Regions from separate parts of the Homo sapiens genome. Here region 1 is linked to region 2. The links are chromatin loops, found by intact Hi-C in ENCODE. Cell type or tissue: PC-3. All regions are shown on one strand. Each heading gives the region's core, and the rest is flanking DNA. Links, peaks and the distances in the headings are about the cores only.

The links. A loop is a pair of places that touch in the nucleus more often than their neighbours do. Peaks named below come from ENCODE experiments on the same cell type or tissue, not always from the same donor. Only the 100,000 strongest peaks of a DNase experiment are listed, where the experiment ranks them.
Region 1: it touches region 2 in a loop (6-fold over the local background); 6 of 110 quality-filtered maps call a loop at or near these places.

The regions. Positions count from the first base shown.
Region 1 is chr15:56,359,851-56,368,194 of GRCh38, reverse strand. TEX9 (testis expressed 9) reads right to left here and starts at 2,769. Exons shown (of 12, transcript NM_001395496.1): 1 at 2,718-2,769; 2 at 2,525-2,616. The coding sequence starts at 2,744. RefSeq lists enhancers at 2,476-2,525, 3,066-3,115, 3,126-3,305. In PC-3, for the core only: no CTCF peak of the experiment used is centred there; no DNase peak of the experiment used is centred there; H3K4me3 peaks cover 1,937 bases.
Region 2 is chr15:56,425,156-56,433,499 of GRCh38, reverse strand. TEX9 (testis expressed 9) reads right to left here. Exons shown (of 12, transcript NM_001395496.1): 11 at 5,761-5,895; 12 at 3,346-5,133. The coding sequence ends at 5,056. It overlaps MNS1 (meiosis specific nuclear structural 1), which reads left to right. Exons shown (of 10, transcript NM_018365.4): 9 at 2,002-2,127; 10 at 4,307-4,776. The coding sequence ends at 4,399. Among named protein-coding and RNA genes, the nearest start is that of MNS1, 36 kb to the left of the region's middle. In PC-3, for the core only: a CTCF peak has its summit at 4,460 (motif pointing right); no DNase peak of the experiment used is centred there.

The sequences.
Region 1 (8,344 bases), core at 137-8,136, 65 kb after region 2:
ACATTTAACACTCATTCAAATTAGGAATTAAGGGGAAGAATTTTAAACATAATAAAAAGAATCTACCAAAACCCTAGAGCAAACCTCAAATGTAGTGATTATTAAAAGTGGGCTTCTCAAAATCATAAACAAGGAAGCTCACCATCACTTTTTCTATTCCATATCACACGGGAAGTCCTAAACAGAGAAAAAGAGAGAATGTAGGAGAATTATCAAGGGACAAAATGATCAAAATTTGCATATAATTGTCTTCATCAAAAATCCAAGGGAATTCACAGAATGAATAAGAGAGTTCAGCAGGACTGAAGATCTGTGTGTATATAAACGCAGATGTAGCATCAACATCTAAAAATTCTACATTTATAACCAATTAGAAAATAGAAAAAATTCCACTTATTATATAGCAACTATTCAGTACCTTGAAGCAAATTATATACGCAAGAATTTTATGTAGTAAAATGATAAAACACTATTAAAGGTAAAAACCCATAAATGGAGAAGTATCATATTCGTGGAAAATTCAATAGCATAAATAAGTCAGTTCTCTACAAATTAATCTGTAAATCCAATGTAATTGCGATTTATGAGGGGGCTTGCCCTACCAGTTATTATGTTATCTTATTGTTTAGCTATCTGGTATTATAATACAGGAATGAAGCTTGAAAAATCTATCCACTTGAGCGATTAGCATCTTCCTTAGTCTATCCTTTCGGACAGTGATTATTTCCTCCAACAGAAGCAGAACTGCAAAAGGTTTTGGATTGAGGTCCCTGGGAAGTAGCATTCTAATGATCAATGCCAAGACAACAGGTGGCAAAACAGATACCATACTGTTATAATTTCATATTCTTGCTTACAGGGATGGCCAGACATTTTACTCTTCTACATGACACAGAAGTATTCTAGAAGATTCAGGTAGTGTAGGGAGTTACTCTGTTCATATGCTTCAGATGTGCACAACTCAGAGTACAGATAACAGAACAAGTAACAACTGGCCACCATATAATACTGTTTAGCTATCTCGTTTTATAAAGTAACTCGTGCTAGAATACAATAATAGTCCCTGTATATTTCTCATTTTAAGCAGGACTGTATCCCTAAGGATGCACCAGAACCAGGTGCAAAATACACTCTCAAATAACTGAACAAATAAACCTAATCCAGGTATTTAATACTATATGGTTAATGATAATGAAAATAACCGTTTTGATTGAGGCATAGCTGATAAAGAACTATATATAGAAAACAGATTAATTTGCTTAAGTACACTTTTGAACTGGGATAATCGGCCCATTTCATCAGAGAGAAGAAGATATGATTATCTTCCTACTTGCTGTGGTAAATTGGTCTGTGTATAGTTCACCTAAACACAGTACCTTTCAGTTTTAATTTCAAATATGCTTATAGATCATATGTAGATCATACGATAACTCTAGTTTAACCCTCTGATACAAACTGCCAACTATTTCCAAATTTTAATCTAGTTATTTTATATTAAAACGGAAGGGAGTTGTTAAAAGGCACTTTTTTATAAGGGTATGTATGATGGCAAATAAAACAGACATCGCCTCTGCCCTTGGAACTTACAGTCCAGTGGAGACAGACAAAAAGGAAATTCACAAATGAATTTATTGTAACAAATTATGCTAATTAGAAAGAAAAATCACTGAGACAATGAAAAAGACCAACAAGGGAGCCTACTTAGCATGGTCAAGGAAGGCCACTCACATTACAGGTTGAAGGCGTGTGTGACTGTCTCTTTCCTGAGATAGAAAGAAAACCTGGAAGAGTTTTTGGAACTAAAAGGCCAGTGAAGCTGGAGAGTTTTAGGGGGAAAAGGGGAAGAGGGAATAAGATCAAATAGAGGAGGCAGGAGGAGCCACATCGATCAGAGCTTTTGAAATGCAACAGGAAACTACTGTAGAATTTTAAGCAAAGGCATGGTAGATCAAATTAAAAGATTACACTGGCTGCTGTGTGAAAACTTGGGGATGAGGAGTAGAATGGGCCAAGAATGAAAGCACCGTTGTCAGGATAGTTGTAATTACACTGAGAACAGATAAGAAAAGGAATATTTGAACGAGAATGGTAATTCTGATTGCAGTGGGAAGCATCCTTTCAATTTAGAAACCAACCTAAAGGAAATTTACACAAGGTAAACTCTATGAACTTGATATTAAGCGAAATAACCTAAACTATCAAGTGAACTAACTATTCGTGGCAATTCCTGCTACCCAAATAACTTCCAACAGTATCTTGCTGTTTACTTGGGCTACGTTTTAAATTAAACAACATGCTTACTTGGGCTAAATTTTCGCCCACTTCAAATATCTTCTAATACGCAGGCGAACTACTCAGATCAAAGACAAAGAAAGGATAAACGGCAGGTGAACGAGATGACGAGAAGGGAATGCTGCAGAGTGAGTGGTCCCGAAGATCCAGCCAGTCTCCAGAAAAAAGTACTTGTAAGCAGCCTCATTCAGATGAAAGAAAGAAGGAAAAGTTCAACCGCCGAATTTCTTACTTATATTCTTCCTCCAAGGCGAGGAGGTCGGGTCCAGGTGTAGAGGGTTGCTGAACGGGTGGCGGGAACGGAGTCCCTGGAACGCTGCTTCTCTGTAAAAGAGCCACAGACTTTCAGACCCGAAGTTAAAGGAAGTTAGGCGTCCTAGTCGCCGGAACCCAGACGCTCCCCAGGAGCCTGGAGTTGAACTGACCGTGAGACACAGACTTCGCCCCGCCATCTTCGGCGACTGCGACGCGGTTACCGAGGCAACGACGCATCTTCCCGCGAGAGTTTCCACATCCCGGTTGCCTCCCGCCCGGGCGCCTACGCCTTCCCACTCTCAGGTTCTGTGCTGCGAGCGGCGCGAGCCTCTGGCAGCGGGCTCGGCCTTTGCTCGCAGCACTCGGCGCTGTCCCAGGAACCCAGGAAGGCTTCCTAACTGCAAATTCGACTTAGTTAGTGCAAATTCTCAACTTGTGGGGGTTGAAAGAGTTTCAGCCAAAACAGGCAGGTCCTTTGCCGCTACTCTATAGAAAGCAAGCTGGTGAGGCAATCCCTCCCTGTTGTGCTTTTCAAACCGTTAGTGGCTAATCCGACCTTCACCCCGTTTGCTTAAAGTGAGCTCTTCAGTGGAATTCAGAAGTTTTGATTTCTAATTTTTGTTTACAGCATGCATGGCTAAGACTCAGGCTCTCAAGTTAGTCAACCTAAATTATTATCCTGGCACTGCCACTTACCAGTTATATGGCCTTGGGCAAATCACTCTGTATATCGGCCACTTCATTTGTCAAATGGAAGTGAGAATAGTGCCCACTTCACAGTTATTATGAGAAGCAAATGAATTCGTGCTTAGGATCATGCCTGAAACACGTAAGCGGTTAACAATTTCAATTGTTTTGGAATAAAATTGACATCCAAAAATAAACCGTGATATGATGTATGGTCATCTGATCTTTAGAAAGGGTGCAAGACCATTCAATGGGAAAATAATTGTCTTCAACAGATGGGGAGACAACTGGATATCCAAATGCAATTAGACCCTTAACTTCACACCATATACAAAAATTAAAATGTATCAAAGACCTAAACTTAGGAGCTAAAACTCTAAAGCTCTTCAAAGAAACTGTTGGTGTAAATCTTTATGACCTTGAATTACAATTCTGAGAATCCTTGATGGATTCTTAGATATGACACCAAAAGCAGTAGCAAAAAAAAAAAAAAAGAAAAGAAAAAAGAGGCTGGGCACAGAGGCTCATGCCTGTAATCCAAGCACTTTGGGAGGCCAAGGCGGGTGGATCACCTGAGGTTGGGAGTTCAAGACCAGCCTGACCAATATGGAGAAACCCCGCCACTCCTAAAAAAAAAAAATTAGCCGGGTGTGGTGGCTCATGCCTGTAATCCCAGCTACTGGGGAGGCTGAAGCAGGAGAATCGCTTGAACCTGGGAGGCAGAGGTTGCGGTGAGCTGAGATTGCACCATTGCGCTCCAACCTGGTCAACAAGAGCGAAATTCCATCTCAAGAAAAAAACAAAAAAAAGGAAAAAAAAATAGATAAACTAGACATTATCAAAACTAAAAACCTTTAGTTTCAAAAGATACCATAAATAAAGTAACAAGACCACAGGAAGAGGGGAAATTCTTGCAAATTATATATCTGATAAATAACTTGTGTCTGGACTATATAAAGAAGTATTAAAATTCAAAAATAGGTAGGTGCAGTGGCTCATGCCTGTAATATGAGCACTTTGGAGGCTAAGTCAGGAGGATCACTTGAGCCCAGGAGTTCCAGACCAGCCAAGGCAACACAGCAAGACTCCATCTCTACAAAAAAAAAAAAAGGAAATAGATAAATAAAAATTAGCTGGGTCCAGTGGTACATGCCTGTAGTCCCAACTACTAGGAGACTGAGGTGGGAGGATCACTTGAGCCAGGGAGATCAAGGCTGCAAAGAGCCATGGTCACACCACTGCACTCTAGCCTGGGTCACAGAGTGAGACCCTGTCTCAAAAAAAAAAAGAAAAACAATTTAAAAAAATTTTTAAAAAAGACAACCCAAGTTAAAAATGGGCAAAGAAATAGGGATTTCTCCAAAGAACATATACAAGTAGGCAAAAAGCACATGAAAAGATGCTCAGTATTGTCCTCAGGGAAATGAAAATTAAAACCAAAATGAAATGCCACTTGACACCCACTAGAATGGCGATAATCAAAAGGATGGATAGCCAGGCGCGGTGGCTCACACCTGTAATCCCAGCACTTTGGGATGCTGAGGCGGGCAGATCACCAGAGGTCAAGAGTTTGAGACCAGCCTGGCCAACATGGTGAAATGCTGGGAGATAGAAGTTGCAGTGAGCCGAGATAGCACCACTGCACTCCAGCCTGGGTGACAGAGGGAGACTCCATCTCAAAAAAAAAAAAAAGGATGGACAATAACGTGTAGAGGAGGATGTAGAGAAACTTGAACCCTCATAAACTGTTAGTGGGAATGGGAAAATTGTGCAGCCACTGTGGAAAATGGTCTAGCAATTCCTCAATAGTTTATACACAGAGTTACCAAACAATCCAGCAACCACTGCTAGGTATACACCCAAGGAAAATGAAAACACACCCACATGAAAAGTATATGTACAAATGTTTATGTCAGGATTATTCATAACAGCCAAAATGCAAAACAAACCCATAATGGTCATAAACTGATTAGTAATTAAATAAAAAGTGGTATATTCATACAATGGAATATTATTCAGAAATGAGAAAGAATGAAGTACATGTATACCACAATATGGATGAACCTTGAATATATTATGCTAAGTGAAAGAAGCCATTCACAAAAGACCAAGTATTATCTAATTTCTTTCACAAAAGATCACATACTATAGGATTCTATTTCAATATGACTACATATTGTAGGAAATGTCCGCAATAGGCAAATCCATAGTGACAGAAGTAGATTAGTAGTTGTCTAGGCTTGGCAGATGATGGAGGGTTAGCTAAGGAGTTGCAGGGTTTGGGGGGCGCTAGTGAAAATATTCTAAAATCAATTGTGTTGATGGTGTACAACTCTGTGAATACACTAAAAGCCAATTAATAGTACACTTTATATGGGTAAATATAGATATGTGAAATAAATCACTCAAGCTGTTAAAACATCTTAAAAATAAACTATTTACAACATCGAGGGATAAAGAAAGGAACACTATGCTAGCACTAATCAAAAGGAAGCTGGAGTCGCTATATTAATTTCAAACAAAGATGACATCAGAACAAGGAAAATTATCAGGGACAAAGAGGAGCATTAATGATAGAGGTCAATTCTCCAAGGGGATAGAACAATCCTGGTGTAAATCCTCCTAACAGTAGTGTCAAAATGCATGAGGCAAAAACTGGTAGGACTTGCAAAGAGAAATAGACAAATCCATCATTATATTTGGAGACTTCAATACTACTCCTTCAGTAATTAACAGGTTAAGCAGGCAGAAAATCAGCAAGAGTTGCTCTGGACAGCACCATCAATTAGCTTGATCTAATTGACATTTATAGAATACTCATTTCAATAACAGCAGAATACACATTTTTCTCAAGGTCGCATGGAACATTCACCAAGCTAGAACACATTCTAGCCATAACACACTTTAATAAATTTAAAAGAATATAAATTATATAGTTTAGGGTAGCTGTAATAAAGCACCACCAAGTGAGTGGCTTAAAACAACAGAAATTTATTGTCTCATGGGTCTGGAGGCTAGAAGTCCAAAACCAGGCTAGAAGTATCACCAGGACTATGTTTTGCTTGAAACCTGCAGGGGAGACTCTTTCTTTGCCTCTTTCTAGCTTCTATGGTGGCTGTCACTTCTTGGCATTCCTTGGCTTGCAGCTGCATCACTACAACCTCTCTCTGCCTCTATAATCATGTAGCATTTCCCCTGTGTGTTTCTGCTTTTGCATGGCATTCCTGCTTTTCATGAAGACTCCAGTAATATCGGATGTGGGCCACCCTAATGACCTCATCCTAACGTGATTACATCTGTAAAGACCATATTCACAGGTACTGGGGGTTAGGACTTCAATATATGGTAGGGAGGGGGAGGTGGCACACTTTAACCTATAACCGAAATTATACAAACTATTTTATTGTGGTCCCAGAGCACAATAAAACTAAACTAAAAATCAATAACAAAACAGCTGGACACCCACAAAATATTTGCAAATTAAATTCATACTTCTAAATAATACATGGATCAAGTAAATATCTAGAGGAATTAAAAAAACATTTTGAACTAAATAAAATTTGAAATATAACTTATCAAAACCTGTGGAATGTTATGAAAGCAGTGCTTGGAGTGCTTAGCATTCAATGCATATATTAGAAAAGAAGAAAAATCTAAACTCTGAATGTCTACCTTCAAGGCAGCTAAAGGAAAAATATTAAACTTAAAGCAAAAGAAAAGTAACAATAAACATTAGAACATAAATCAATGGAACTGAAACAGGGAAACAATAGAGAAAATCACAGAAACCACAATCTAGTTAAAATCAATAAACTTATAGCTGTGCTAACCAAGAAAAAGAGAAGATCCAAGTAACCTGTTCTGTGTTATTTTCTGTGATGGTCAGTCAGGTGTGGCCATGAGAGGAAAACAACATTTATTATACTCACAGGTCCTAGAAATAGGACGCATGCCATGCCATACAGGGTTACATGGGGAAGCCTCGGGATAGTCAGGAGGCAGAAAACAGGAGGAAGAGAAAAACCTGGACTAGAGCCTCTATTGGAGTTTCCACAGGAAAAGCAAGGTAGAGTAAACCCATTAGGATTGGCTACTATGAATAATTTCAGAGGGCCCCGGAGTATAAAGGTTGTCCTTAATTATCTGGTACATAGCTCTGCAATGGCTAAGACAGAGGAAGGCCTGTTGTATATGGACCAGACAGAAGAGGTATGGCTTCATATTAGTTTTTTATATATCAAAGCCATGCTCCCTGGCTAAGCCCTTTTGCTTAGCTAAGAATTGGCTTGCCCCAGGAGGAAGCAGTTTCTCCCAAGCCAGAAAGGATTTTTTAAAGATGTCTAAACATCATAATATACAGAAAATTAAAAAATATAAACAATACAGTACCAACATTAGAAATGGAAAATAAGTCATCAATTGTCCCATGAAAATTAAAAGGATAATAAAGGAATACTATGAACTCTATACCCCAACATTTAATAAATTAGATGAAATGGACCAATTACTTGAAAGATACAAACTACCAAAACTCATGCAAGGAGAAATAGATAATCTGAGTAGGCAAGGACATTGAGTCAATAACCTTCCAAGAAAGAAATCACCAGTCCCAGATGGTTTCTCTGGTGAATTCTAACATACATTTAAGGAAGAAATAACAATTCTACATAATCTTTTTTGGGAAAATAAAGGCAGAAGGAACACTTCCCAACTCATTCCATGACTCTAGCATTACCCTAATACTAAGAGCAGTTAAAGACATTATAGGAAAACTACAAGCTGATATCCCTCATGAATATAGATTTTTAAACCCTTAACAAAATTTTAGCCAATATAATCCAACAATGTCTAAAAAGAATTATGCAACACAATGGAGTGGGATTTATTCTCAGTATACAAGGATGGTTCAATATTCTAAAATCAATCAATGAATTCAGCACATCAAGAGGATAAAGAAGAAAAATTATATGATCATATAAATTCATGCAGCAAAAGCATTTGACAAAATCCAACACCCCTGAAGGTACAAACTCTCAGAAAACTAGGACTACAGGGAAATATCCTCAAGTTGATAAAGAACTTCCACAAAATATCTACAGCTTAATGAAAT
Region 2 (8,344 bases), core at 82-8,081:
TCTAGGGTGAGAGAAGACTTAAGGCTACCCCTAATAAATAATACTGTCATTCCATCTTTTTAATTATTTTTTTAATATTTTTAAGTTCCAGGATGCATGTGCAGAACATGCAGGTTTGTTACACAGGTATACATGTGCCATGGTGGTTTGCTGCACCTATCAACCCGTCATCTAGGTTTTAAGCCCTGCATGCATTAGGTATTTGTCCTAATGCTCTCCCTTCCCCTTGTCCCCCCCACCCCCCGACAGGCCCTGGTGTGTGATGATGTTCCTCTCCCTGTGTCCATGTGTCACTTCCATCTTTAATGGGTGACTGGGTGACATCCTAAGGAAAGAGTATAGAGGAAAAGAAATAGATTTTGAGGGTGCAAATAATTCTATTTTGTCCACCCAAAATGATTTGGTGGCCCAGGGGAAGATTACTAGTTGGAAATGTAGATTTAAGTGTTGGAGAGGGAATGAAGTTTTTGGCTTTGGATACATTGACTTATTTATGTCTCATCCGTAAAACTAAATACTTATATTGTCTCACTAGATTTTGTGGTTTAAGAACCAAATGGATAATATGTAGGTGTTTTGAAAATCGGTAGGAAGAGAAGAATTTAGAGGAAGACTAAGTGAGACTTACATGACTTCTTTTAAAACTATACAAAGTAGGAGTCAAAATAATGCAGATGTTTCAAATATGAGAAACTCATGGGAATACAAGTGCTGTTATATTTCAGATTGGAGCTCATCTGTTCTCAGAAGCTAAGCAGGATCAGGCCTGGTTAGTACTTGGATAGGAGAAAGCTCCTGGAAAAGTTAGCAAGACAACTAACTAGAAATCAGACTAAAAACTAAATGGAAATCAGATAAAGCCACCTAATGCATAGATACTTATACAAATAATTTTTGTCTTAATTTTTAAAGACTTATAAATGTTCCCAATATGAAGCTGTCGGCTTAGTTTTGTCCGTTTGATTGGGCAACATTTTTGTTCTGGCCCCAAGTCAAGGACAGATCTTCGTGATGAAACTCATTATACAATCCTATAAGGTCTAACCATGTTTTTTGGATTTCAGAGACATTCCTAAATAGGTATCTGTAATTCTGTCTACCTCTACGAAAATCATACGGTCAGACAAAATCTGAAACTTCCCAGGAGGTAGTTTCCTACACCAAAGCTATTCAGAATTTGTCCTAAATGGATAAGTTGATTTCGTAACTGCCTAAACAATTTAATTTACTATAAATTTTTCTTTTTAGGATAAACATTGAATGTGGCCTGCCAGATCCTTCTTAGGAAAATCTGCATTAGCCCAAAGTAGACTCTACCATTGGACAAAAATGTATCAAGTTTGCTTTCCCCTGTAACATTACAGAACTTTCCTGTATCTCCTCTTTATAAGGAATGGATGAATTAAGATAGAATTAGGTTTGAATGCAAGTACAGTCTCAAATTAACAGTGGCTTAGTAGATTACTGTTCTTTCACGTAGTTCAAGTCATCTTTTCTATATGGCCCAGAATTTTGATGTGATTATTTAAGAGTGAGCACTTTCCTAAGAAATACTAGTGGAATTCTCATGCTTCATATCATCTTTATATATATATATATGAAAATATCCTTTAGATATTTCTGATCTTCTTTATTCACTATTTTTTGTTTTACACTGTAAACTCTTCAGCATCTGGTATATGGTAAGCATTCAGTAAATATTTACTGTATTAGGCAGTCACTCCTTTGAATATTTTTTCCCTTGGTAATGAAGACACTTTCCTGAAAATATTTGTTTGCCTCCTTGTAATTTTAAAGGAATAATGACAGTAAAAAATACATAGATATGTGTACAGACATAAAATATATATTTTAAAAATATATATTATCTAGAATCTTTTGAACTTAGTGTCATAAATAGTTCATCAATTTTATCTAATTCATTGCATGAGTAGTTTTATTTGAAAACTTCGTATAAGATTAATGTACTTTGTGATAACAAAATTTGATCTGCATTTCCAGCAACGTGAACTAGAAGAGTGGCAGTTGCAGCAAAGGCGGCAAGGATTTATTAATGCAATTATTGAAGAAGAAAGGCTAAAACTTCTTAAAGAGCATGCTACAAACTTACTAGGCTATCTCCCTAAAGTAAGTGAGATTTATCTCAAGTTGTAATCTTCATGACCTGTAATAGTGAAAAAAACATGGTATTTGGATTTTAGAGTGCCTTGGTTTTGCTCACTTCTTGCTCGGTTATGAAGCAGCAATGGGATCCTCCTGTCCAGGCACTGAACCTCTCTGGGCCCATTTCAGTATATCTAAAATGATTGGTCTTAGCACATTATTAGATGTATGAGCTTGATTTACTGAATTTGTACCTTATTTATCGCCCAGGCTGGAGTGCAGTGGCAAGATGTCAGCTTACTGCAACCTCTGCCTCCCGGTGATTCTCCTGCTTCAGCCTCCTGAGTAGCTGGGATTACAGGCGTTTGCCACCACACCCAGCTAATTTTTGTATTTTTGGTAAGGACAGGATTTTGCTATGTTGGCCAGGCTGGTCTTGAACTCTTGGCCTCAGGTGATCCATCTGCCTCAGCCTCCCCAAGTGCTGGGTGGGCCACCACACCTGGCCTGAGTTTGTATTTTAGAGTTTCTTTTCTCCCCTTTTAGTGTAGGAAATCTAAAGCTACCCTAGAACAACTGTAGTACTTACATGCCAAAGATGAGAATGTGTATGAAAACATTGTCACTGGTAACACCAGTAATAGGCACATGGTTGAACTGAGCTTGAGACTACCCTAGAACTGTAGTACTTACATGCCAAAGATGAGAATGTGTATGAAAACATTGTCACTGGTAACACCAGTAATAGGCACATGGTTGAACTGAGCTTGAGACAGATCTGCTCTACAGTAGGAAGTTATAACTAGTTAAACTTGATTTTTAAAATTCCAGAAGATAGTGAATTTTAATGTATACCTGAGACACACTGTGACTTCAAATAAAATAGTAACTGGCTGGGCATGGCAACTCATGCCTATAATCCCAGCACTTTGGGAGGCTGAGGCAGGAGGATCACCTGAGCCCAGGAGTTCAAGACCAGCCTGGGAAACATGGGGAGATGCCATTGCTACAAAAAATAAAAAGTTAACTGGATGTGGTGATGCACGCCTGTAGTCCCAGATACTCTGGAGGCTGAGGTTGGAAGATTGCTTGAGCCTGGAAAGTTGAAGCTGCAGTGACCCATGATCTTGCCACTGCACTCCAGCCTGGGCAACAGAGTGAGACCCCGTCTTGTCTTAAAAAAGTAATAACAGTTTCATAGGCCACATAAACATCTAGACTCATATAAATAAGATCGCCATCTTTCAGCTATAGAAATGCCATTTCATATTTTATTCAGTAGAATCAAGTGCATATTTATTTTATTATATTCACTCTGGTGCTAAGGAAGGAAAAAGATATATAGGTAATTACTGCCTGGCCACAGGACTTGATAGTCTAATTGGTTAGAAAGGATTAAGGAATACAAAATGATGTATTAATGATAAAATCCATATGTAATTAATACATTTCATAAACTAAATTATAAATTGTAGGAATGTCTTTCTTTGGGATTTGATATTTTTGTAGAGGAAATAATTGTGGAGGCAGCAGGAGGGATTAATAAACTTGATATCCAAAAATGACCTTTATCCTTTAGGTCCTAATGGTGCCAAATGACTTCAGTTATCCCTAAAATTCTTTATTCTTTAGATTGCAATTTAAGTAAATATTTAATTTTGTTTTAAAGAGCCTTTTGCAGTATACTGTAGGGGAAAAGAAAAATAGAACAGTGAAGAATTCCAAAGGGTTTGCTTAAATGGCTTAACTCCAAACCTGGATTCTTTTCTGCAAGATTGACTGTTTGCTGATTAGCCATAGAACTGAGGCATGAAGAACTAATCCCATGCATGAATCTACTGAAGCTCACCATTATATCATATTATAGAGCTATTTAAAGAAAAGGGTAGGGTACAGTATAGATGAAGTGCCTTCCTATCTAGGTAATCCAAGCAGTAGAACTTGTAGAAGAGCTCAGATTCCTATGAAAAGCTCCTACACTAGAGCTGATAAATCAGAAAATTGGGTCAGTCTAGGAATATTCAATATATATGTAAAGTCTTATTTTTTGAAAAGTATTGATTTTTTTAAAGTTTCATTAATCTGTTGAATAGATTTCATTACCTTGGAGATAACTTTACTAATCTTATGTCTGTCAGTCTTAAAAGCATTTAGTGAAATATTCTGGTATTCAAAAGTAACCCACAAAGTATTTTTCTCGTAGGGAGTATTTAAAAAAGAGGATGATATTGATCTGCTTGGTGAAGAGTTCAGGAAAGTATATCAACAAAGGAGTGAAATTTGTGAAGAGAAATGATATCATCAAAATTGGGTAAAGCATAGATTTTTTGCATGTTACCACTAGATGTCAGCATAACTTTTGTTTTACAGTTCAGTGGCATTAGGTATCCATTGTCTGTTTGGATTTTGTAAATCATCACTGAATTTCATAACTTGTAAACAATTATCAGATACAAATTAATTTTAATCAAGCTGTTATTTTTGTACTGATAATTTCAAAATCCGATTTCTACAACACTACAGAGCACTGTTTGCATCCCCATCCTCAAGACAGTATATTTACCTTGACTAATACAGAACTCTACCCCAAAGTGAACTGCCTTCTGTCTGTGTTTACGAACTTTACTTACTTGATTTAGCCAGGGAAATAAATATTTGGAATTTTCTTTTAAAGCATCTTTTTTGGTCTACTGTAAGGGAGGAGAATTATAAATGAAAAGAGTCAAGAATTTTATTATCTGATGTGCTTAATTGTCACGCTAAGAACTTAAAAAACAACTCAAAAAGAGCTAATAGCTAATCTCCTAAATCTAAAAAGGGAATTCTTTGAAATTATTTTGCTTTCATAATCAAATATATTACTTATGAAGAATAAAAATAATTCAAACCACTACAATAAGTAAAATGGGTATCCATCACATACTGTCATAGAGACTAACTGAAGTAGATCACTTATGAATTTCCCCATTCAAGTGCTTTCATAAATTCCTCCTCAGTGAAAGATAGCATCTTGGCAGCTTCAATATGCATCTGTTAAAAAAAAAATCAATATTGTCTGATTTAGTATTAAGAGTAGGCCACCAAACAACAGGAAGTTTGTAAAAATGTGTGGATAATATATTGTCAGAATATAAGTTCTGTTGTAGGAATGTATACTCTTAATTCCAATAAGCATGATATTTGAAATGGTATTGTCCAACAGTAGTACTGAACCAACTTACTTTTAAGATAATAATAATTCTATAATATTTTAAATACCTGACCTTTGCAAAGAAGGAAAGTGTCAGAACTATGAATTTTTAGAGAAAGCAGCAATAGTGGTTTGGAAGTGATGTTCGCTCTAAGGTTTGAAGAGGCAAACAGTCCCCTAATAGTCATTCTTTAATTTGGTACTTTCTGTAGTTGAGAAGTACCTATACTGTATTTTCCAGTCCCATTTTCTACACTAACTTACTTATGTGAAAATATCCACTTGCTTAGATGACACATATATCTCACTATAAATGTTAGATTTCATATGATTTCATATGTATGATGCATTTTATATGAAGTTCAGTGCGTAAAGATGTCAAAAACATACCTAAAGTGAAAAATGCTAAATTTTTTAGTAAGAAAGTTACAAATAATATGATGATTTAACTTTAATGATAGACTCACCTTTTGCCTTTTTAAAACATCAATTAATTTTAACTGTTTCTTGAACCCTATCATTAATTCTCCTTTTTGTTTTTCTAGCTTCTTGTTTTCTGATTTTAACACTTCAATTTTTTTGTGTTCTTCATTTGCTATGTCCTACACAAGGAAAAAAAAGTGCCATATATTTTTAATATACAGCCTCAATGGAAAGAATTATAGACTATCATCACAACAGTAATAAAAAGTACTTTCTTAAACTGAAATATAAAATTTTTGTAGATAAAAATTGCTTTCCATTACCGAATTACTGGAATTTGATAGCTTTTAGTCATGCTCAGGTATTTCCCATTTTTAAAAAATGTTTTTAAAATAACTCAGTTCTAATTCCAGTAATGGCAAAGTAGCTTGTATTGAACCAACATAAACTCTGGATTTATGAATTTTCAAAAATAATATATTTGAAAACATTTTAAAAACGTTTAAAAAGTATATTTGAAGGTGTAGATGAGTAATCAATAATAAGTAGAAACTGGAAGCGATATGATCCTTGAAAGAGCAGAAATACTGGTTGAGATCCACATTCAACTAGCTTCTTCTAAAAGCACTTTCCAGTTTGTGGGTTCACAGAGGTAAGAACTCAAGCAAAAAGTAGTAGTCTTATTGGACTGAGGAGTCAGAGAGCAGGGCTGCCAAGGTGGTACAAAATTCTAGAAAAACAGAGCCCTCAAAACATGCATACGTATTTCCCTCAAATGCTTGGCAGACATCTAAATACCATTTAGAGGGTGAGACTCCTAGGTACCTGTGAAAGGAAATGGCTGTGGCCTTTAGCTAAGCAGAGAATTTACCCACTTCCCATGACAAGCGGGAGACCAAGTTTGTAATCTTGGTAAAAATGGACTGGATAAGCTCTTTAGCAATTTGGGCAAAGCAGAAAAAGGGTCAGTAGAAATCATTACGTTTAGGAAGATCTATACTTGAAAGATTAAAGGAAGTCATTCATACAAAAGGAAAATGATACCAGAAGGAAATGTGAATCTCTGTACACACACATAAAAAAGATGGAGAAAAAAGAAATAGTAATGTGTAATCTTATGTATACATACGTGTGTGTGTGTGTGTTTGTGTGTGTGTATATATATATATATATATATATATATATATATATATACACCTTTTCAAAAAAAAAAAAAAAAAACACCTCTTTAAAAGATAAGAGTGTTGTCAGCAAAATGGTGGATTAGGAAGCTCCAGGCCTTTGCTTCCCCATTAAAAGACTGACTATATGATACACAGACCAAAATAGCTTTGGGAGAGCTCTAGAAACCAATCAGTCAGTCAGCAGCAGCAACCAAGAGACTGCCTAACTAAGAAAAGGCCATATTCAAAGCAGTAGGAAATGTCATGGTGTTTTGCTCACCCTTTACCCACATCCTCCCTGGCACAGCACAGTCAGGAAGAAGCCACCCAATTCCCAGTTCTTCCCTTGGAATGGAGGGAAAAGAGTAGACTTGCTTGCAACATTCTGGCTTTTCTGGGGCCTGCCTGAGGGACTGCTATCTGTCTTGCCTGACTCAGTACTGATGGGAACAGCTGCATCATTTGGATATCAGGTTGGAAGCTGCGGAAACAGGTGGTTGGTACCACTGAATGTGAGAGGTGTAGTGAGTCCACAGAACTGCAGGAACCTGGTGGCAAAAAATTATGGGCAGAGGAATAAAATACAGCATCTAAATCTCTGAGAAGAAGTAGTGAGATTTTTAGGTAATTAGGACATTTAAAAGAAGCCGTGTGTATGGAAAACTGGAATTAAAACACACAGGCCCAGGAAAGACACAACCCCAGAAAGGTTTGAGAGGACCTCAAGACTTTACACCATGCTGATTAGTGAAGGTCTTTGCTTGCATGCAGCCAGTCTGCAAGACTGGGAGAAGTGGCTGTTTTTTCAAACACCCGTTTTTCAATGTAAGATCACAAGACATTCAAAGAAACAGGGAAACATGGACCATATTAAAGGAACAAAATTAATATCCAGAAGTGTATCCTAAAGAAACAAAGGCTTCTCACTTATTTGACAAGGACTTTAAAATAACTGCCATAAATATGCTCCATGAGCTGAAGGAGAATATTGACAACTAAATGAAATCAGGGTACCTATATATTAATAAAATGAGACTATCAACAAAAATTACAAAAAAGAACCAAACAAATTCTAAAGCTGAAAAATACAGTAACTGAATGGAAAAATTCACTTGAAGGGTTCAACAGCAGAGCTGTACAGGTATAAGAAAGAATGAGTGAGCTTTCAGACAGGTCATTTGAAATGAGCAGGTCAGAGGAGCCAAAAGTAAAAGAATGAAGAAAAGTGAACAGCAGCTAAGGGAGACCATCAAGTGGGCCAATATGTATATCAGTGTAATCTTAGATAGAAAAGGAGACAAGTAACTTATTTGAAGAATAGCTGAAAAATTGCCAAATTTAAGGAAAGAAATGGATACACAAATACAAAAAGCTCCATGAACTCCAAGTAGGATAAACCCAGAGACCCACAGCAAGACACATTTTAATCAGTCGAGTGTCAGACAAAGAGAAAATCTTGACAGCA